2 separate regions of the Homo sapiens genome follow, and region 1 is linked to region 2. The links are chromatin loops, found by intact Hi-C in ENCODE. Cell type or tissue: PC-9. All regions are shown on one strand. Links, peaks and the distances in the headings refer to the core of each region. The heading gives the core; the rest is flanking DNA.

Region 1 (2,913 bases), core at 142-2,641, 250 kb before region 2:
ATCTTGGCTCACTTCAACCATCCTCCACCCTTTGGGCTTAAGCGATTCTTTTGCCTCAGCCTCCTGAGTAGCTGGGATTATAGGTGCACACCATCACACCCAGCTAATTTTTGTATTTTTAGTAGAGACAGAGTTGTGCCATGTTGGTCAGGCTGGTCTTGAATTCCCGATCTCAAGTGATCTGCCCGCCTCTGTCTCCCAAGTTGCTGGGGTTACAGGTGTGAGCCACCATACCCAGCCAGGAAGCCATCTCTTAAACCTGGGATGAATTGAGGCATTTCCTTTATGGTTCCCTTGTCCCCTGGGCTTCCCTGTGTCCTGGACCTGACTGTCATTCCAGTGTCTGCCTAAACCACAGTGGATGCTCAGTAATATTTGTTGAATGGACTGTATTTTCACTGCCTGTTTATTTGCCTACAAAAAATCAGTGATTAAAAAAATTTGTTCAGCATATACTTTTTGAGGACCTACTGGTGCCAAGCACTGACTGTGGTGCTGGGGATACTGCCGTGGACAAGAGCAACAGAGCCTCACTCTCGAGGAGGCAGGGGTGGGTCCAGCCCACCTTCGGGTCCCAGGATGCAGCACCGGGCTGTGTGCAGAACGCGTATGCTCTCCATACTGATTGAATAAATACAGGAACATTGTCTGACTGTTGGACAATGGTACGCTCAATCCTTCACCCTGTTCTCCCTTCCATGAACAGGCTTTTTTTTTTCTTTAATGTCAGAAAGTTATGGGAATAGAAACAGAACACTGACATTCATTGAGCATTTGGGCAGGTCCTTTGACATTGCTGAGCTCATTTCATTTTCCTCTCCACCTTGCAAGGCAGGACTTTGTCTGATTTTCCAGATGGAGGGAATTGAGCCTAAGAAAGGTGACTTGCTCAGCTGTGGCAGCCAAGAGGAACAGCTGGGATTTTAATGTAGTTTTATCTGAAGCCAGATTTTATTCCGTCTATACAATTCCAGAATGAGATGTTCAGAACCACCTTGATCTCCAAGAGTTGATGGTAAGTGGTTTTTAAATGGAAAGGCTCCATCTGAAGCCTGGCAGAACAGCATAACAGTTAAGAGCACACTCCTTTTTTACTTAGATGGACTTCAGTTCTTAATTCCTGTTGCACCTTGCTGTGTAATTTCGGGCCGTTTAGCTTCCTTGAACCTCAGTTTTCCAGTCTGTGCAGTGGTATGGTGAAACCTACCCGCAGAATGCCGTTGTAAGGATTTGGTGACATAAAGATGTCAAGTGCTTTGCAGGGTATGCGGTACACAGTAGGCGTTTAATATCACTGAGATGCTGGCTGGGACAGAGTAGGGGTGGGTGTGGTGTTTCTTGCATTACCAGTGTCCGCCTCTAGAGGGAAGCAGGAGCCAAAGAAAAGGGCCCTTGGGCTGTCCCCACTGGGCTGTGAGTTTCAGGTCTCTAGGGACCCCACAGCACCTTGATCAGAATAAGAAAGATCAATGAAGTCAAACAGGAAGTCGTCTGGAGCTAGGGGAGCCCTCAGGAGTCTTTCAGCACAGTGGGGGAGACTGAGACCCAGAGACAGAGAAACAGTGGGGTCAAGGCAAATAAGGGGTGCTTCTTGTAGCAAAGTGAATAGGTGTCCAGGAGTGGCGGGGACATTTTCTGTTTTAGTACAGAAAAATTACGCCCTCTTACCCTTAGGTCTAACCTATGAGTCTCATTCACCTGCAGCTGGCAGAGTGGACAGGAGGCTGTCTGTGATGTCACAGAGTGGGGGAACCGGGGAATGTTGGGGACAGTGGGGTTTGGACTGAACCACAAAGGCAGGGAGGAGGGAGGACATATGCTGAGCCCCTCTCCAGCAGTCCATTCCTTTGTCCACCATGCTGTAATGTCCACTGTGCCTATCAGGTCGGCTGGAGTGGTTCTGCCTCACATGTCTCTTACCCCTTTTGGGTTAGTAGGCTAGCCAGGTGTGTTCTTCTTCTGGGGCTGCTAGAGGAAGACACAGCAAGCCCCACTGTGAAAACACATTTCTAAGCCCCTGTTAGTGTCCTATCTGTTATGTTTTCATTGGCCAAGCAAGTCATATGACAATTTAGTTCCTTCTCCCCAGGAAGGGGATGTTGGTGAATTCCCGACTGCTGCCACCTCCTCTCCTGTCCTGGCCTCTGTGCTGTTGTGGCAGAAACATGCCCCAGAGTGGGCTGCAGATTCTCCCAATGTGATTAGATGGGGCCCACCCAGGTAATTGTGAATTATCTCAAGGTCACTGATTAGCAACCTTAATTGTATCTTCAACTTTAATCTTTTGCAGTGGGGTCATTATTCTGTCTACCACTGTGTTTAAACACTTGTATCAAGAAAATAAAAGAATGAAATAATTTCCCAATTCTTAAAGCTGGAAAAAGAGCAACAAAGTAAGGAAAAGAAAGTATAAGATTAAAAGCAGAATTTACTAGAGTATTAAAAAGCAGATCTAATTAATCAAAATCTTTTTTTGAAAAAAATTAACAAAATAGAAATACTGTGTAGCTTAATCAGGAAAAAAAGGAGAAAGCAAAAATATATAAAATTAGAAAGAATAAGGGGGAAAAATTGTTGAAACAAAAGAAATTTTAAAAATCTTTAGAGTCCATAATATACTTTTATGTAAAAAAGTTTGAAAAACTATGAAGTAGATAGTTTTCTGGGAAAATAGTTTATTAAATTGACTGCATTAAAGATAGAAACTATCAATTTCTGTAGAAGAAATTTATTAAGAAACTACCCTCCCCCAAACAGGCAACAGGTCCAGAAGGTTGCACAAGGAGAGTTTCACCAAGCTTTTAAAGACCAGTTACAGTACTACATAAATTGTTCTAGAGCATATAAAATAAAACTTCCAAATTCTTTTTGTGAAGCAAGTGTATATTGATAACCGCATGTGATAGGGATAAT
Region 2 (2,913 bases), core at 289-2,788:
TACCTAGCTTATTTCAGCAGGCTGTATAGACTCAGCCATCCCCTATCAGACCTGCTGGTGGTGGGGGTGGGAAGGTTTGGGATGGGGAGTCGGTCCCAGCTGCACCTGTCTATCTTTATGGGCATGTTGCATTACCCAAGGTAGGAGACTGTGTCTTCACACATTCAGGTTTTCAGACACCTGCAGTAGTAGAACAGAATATTTTAGCTCTGAGGACAATCTAAGTTATGAATAGTCTGGTTCTGTAAGGATTTGCATAGTTTGGAGAAATGAAAGTTCCCTGAGATGGCCTGGTTCAGGCTTGGTGAACACATAACCCATGTGCTCCTCAATGTTGCCCCTATGGCAGGCTGATCCTAGGTCATCCAGAGAGTTAGTGAGAGAGACAGGACCAGAGACCAGGGCTCCTTACTCTTTCTGTAGGGCAGTCTATCTTTCAGACAACCCTAGCACTGCCTGAACTTCCCTGAGGACCAAAGCTTTCAGATGCATCAGCTTTGTAAATCATCTTTCCAAGCTTTAGCCTCTTCTAGAAGGATCATGGGACTTTCTGTGGTTTTGTTTGAGAGGCTGAAGAGAAAGATGTGCCAACAAAACCCTCCTGGCCAGTTTCACACAGAGGAGAGAGATAGAAAGAGAGGTTGCTCGAGGTGGTGAAAGGAGCATATTCTAGAAGGTCAAGATTATGGAAACCTTAAGACTAGCTCTCACCTTGAGATTTCACAATATTAGACAGAAAGGGTCACTAAATGCCATGCTAACAGAGATCCTAGTTTTAGGAGTGGCGAGACTACCCAGAGAGACTAGGGTCTGGCCCAAGACTCCACAGTAGGTAAATGGTGGAGCTGGGTTCAGAACACAGGGCTTCTGACTTCTAATCCAGGGCTCTTCTCTGACTTTCAGTATTCCTGTGGAATAGGAAGGGTTAAATGCAGGAAGAAGTGGGTTTGCAGCCACTACAGACACTGGAACTGAAAACTGACAAGACAGCTGGAGGTGCTGGGAAAACAAGCACTAATGAGCTCCTGGGTTCCATCTTGTGGGAGAATGCCAGCAGATGACTTCAGGCCCATGTGCTGAACACTGCCAAGTTACAAGTCATGGGCACATAAAGATGCAAATATGCTCAAGGCGGCTCTACCATGGCAAAACAGACCAAGCCAACCATCCCGGCCAGATGGTATGTGGTTTGAGTGCCAGGTACCTTCCAGATGTACAGCACCTTTGATATAAGAACAAGGAAGACACGATGCATCGCAAAAAGAGCACCTGAATTCTGGTCATAGCTTTTAGCTCTGGATCTGTCATTTCCCCTTACTGAGCCTCAGCTGCCACATCCATTAAGTGAGAATTAAAACAATCAACCTAAATGTATGGATGTCATGAAGATGCAATGAGACCGTGGATGTCAAGTGATCAGTGTGGCCTGTGGCTAGAGGAGACACTCAGTAAAGTAGATTCTTTCTGCCTTACTCCTCTTTTCTTTGTTGTTATAGTGGCACAGTTTAGCAATGCCACTTAGCAGAGTGAATTGGCAGATGAAATGCTCATTAAAATGAAGCTCATGACATTATTTGATGGACGGGAGCTTCTCAATTAAGTACCTAAGTGTTTAAGGCTATCTGATGCTTCCAGGAATGTGTGCTGAATCCTCTTTACATTTGTTGAAAAATGTTTTAATCCTTCCAAGAAGGAAAGGGATTATCCTAATGACTCTGCATCTGCCATGCCCTGGCTTCTTCATTCCAGGCTTCAGGGACAATATCCAGGAGAGTCCCAACAGTGACATCTAGAGGACAGTCTCTCCCCTCTGGATAAAATTTGGATTCAAAGTGAGTCCTTAACCTGAGCAAGGGTCATTTCAACTATTAGGTTGGTGCAAAAGTAATTGAGGCTTTTGACCAATTCCTTGATATCACTAAGCCAACTAGTAATAGAGAGATAAACTGCAGGATGGACCATTTGTTAAACAAAGGACCACTAGGTGACCCTGATTTCCAAAAGGATTTGGAGAATGCCCATATGAACACACTTAGTGCTGACTGAGCACATAGGAAGTGATCAGTAAATATAAATTAAGGTCAAGTTGGAATTCCTTTAAATAATTTAAATCCTGCCTCCCCCCGCCCCCTGCCCCACCTACTTTCCTTGGGATGTTAAGGTCTTTTCAGTCCTGACTTGTTGCAGTGTATCTGCAACAGTTAGTAAACCTGTCTGACACTATGGGCATTTCCTTGGAATTCATTTATACTAAACACAGGTTGAATTGACATTACTGTGGGTAAGTAAGAAGCATCTTTAAAGTCTATAATTTAAAAGGAAAGGTGAGTCTGGAGACATAGGGTAAATTTTGCTAACATTCTAATAACCTTAATAAAAAAACACTCCCTACCTGTTCAAAATGCAAAAGTATGGCAGCAATTTTAGAAAGTTCGTTTTGGGTTCAAATCAATTTTAGAAAGTTAGACAGACTTATGTTCAAATTCCACGTCTGCCATTACTAGCTGTGTGGCTTTGCAAAAATCATGCAGCCTCTTTGAATTGTCCTGTTTTCTTCTTAAAAGTGAGAATAATAAAATAACTGTCATGGAGAGTTGTAGAGAGGATTAAATGAGATAATGCATAAAAATGAGCCTGGTGTCTACCACCCAAACTATACCAAACAGTGGTTGAGTCCTGTGCCCTAGTCCATGGTTTGTGCTGCTTGAAATGTAGAAACTTAAGCCAACACATGTTGTGTCTAGATAGTTTGAATGAAATACATAACAAAACAATTTCAAGGAATGGGCCTGCTTTCTCTCCCTTACCCTCCCTCACTCTGTTGCCAGGCTGGAGTGCAGTAGTGCGATCTTGGCTCACTGCAATCTCCGCCTCTGGGGTTCAAGCGATTCTCCTGCCTCAGCCTCTTGAGTA

What was found. A loop is a pair of places that touch in the nucleus more often than their neighbours do. Peaks named below come from ENCODE experiments on the same cell type or tissue, not always from the same donor. Only the 100,000 strongest peaks of a DNase experiment are listed, where the experiment ranks them.
Region 1: it touches region 2 in a loop (7-fold over the local background); 28 of 110 quality-filtered maps call a loop at or near these places.

Annotation. Positions count from the first base shown.
Region 1 is chr9:114,660,928-114,663,840 of GRCh38, forward strand. LOC107987121 (a long non-coding RNA gene) reads left to right here. Exons shown (of 2, transcript XR_007061744.1): 2 at 1-453. Among named protein-coding and RNA genes, the nearest start is that of TEX53, 4.6 kb to the left of the region's middle. In PC-9, for the core only: CTCF peaks have their summits at 1,363 (motif pointing right) and 1,562; no DNase peak of the experiment used is centred there.
Region 2 is chr9:114,909,607-114,912,519 of GRCh38, forward strand. The region is part of intron 2 of TNFSF8 (TNF superfamily member 8); the gene reads right to left. Among named protein-coding and RNA genes, the nearest start is that of TNFSF8, 20 kb to the right of the region's middle. In PC-9, for the core only: CTCF peaks have their summits at 1,794 (motif pointing left) and 2,000; a DNase peak (open chromatin) is centred at 1,775; H3K27me3 peaks cover 749 bases.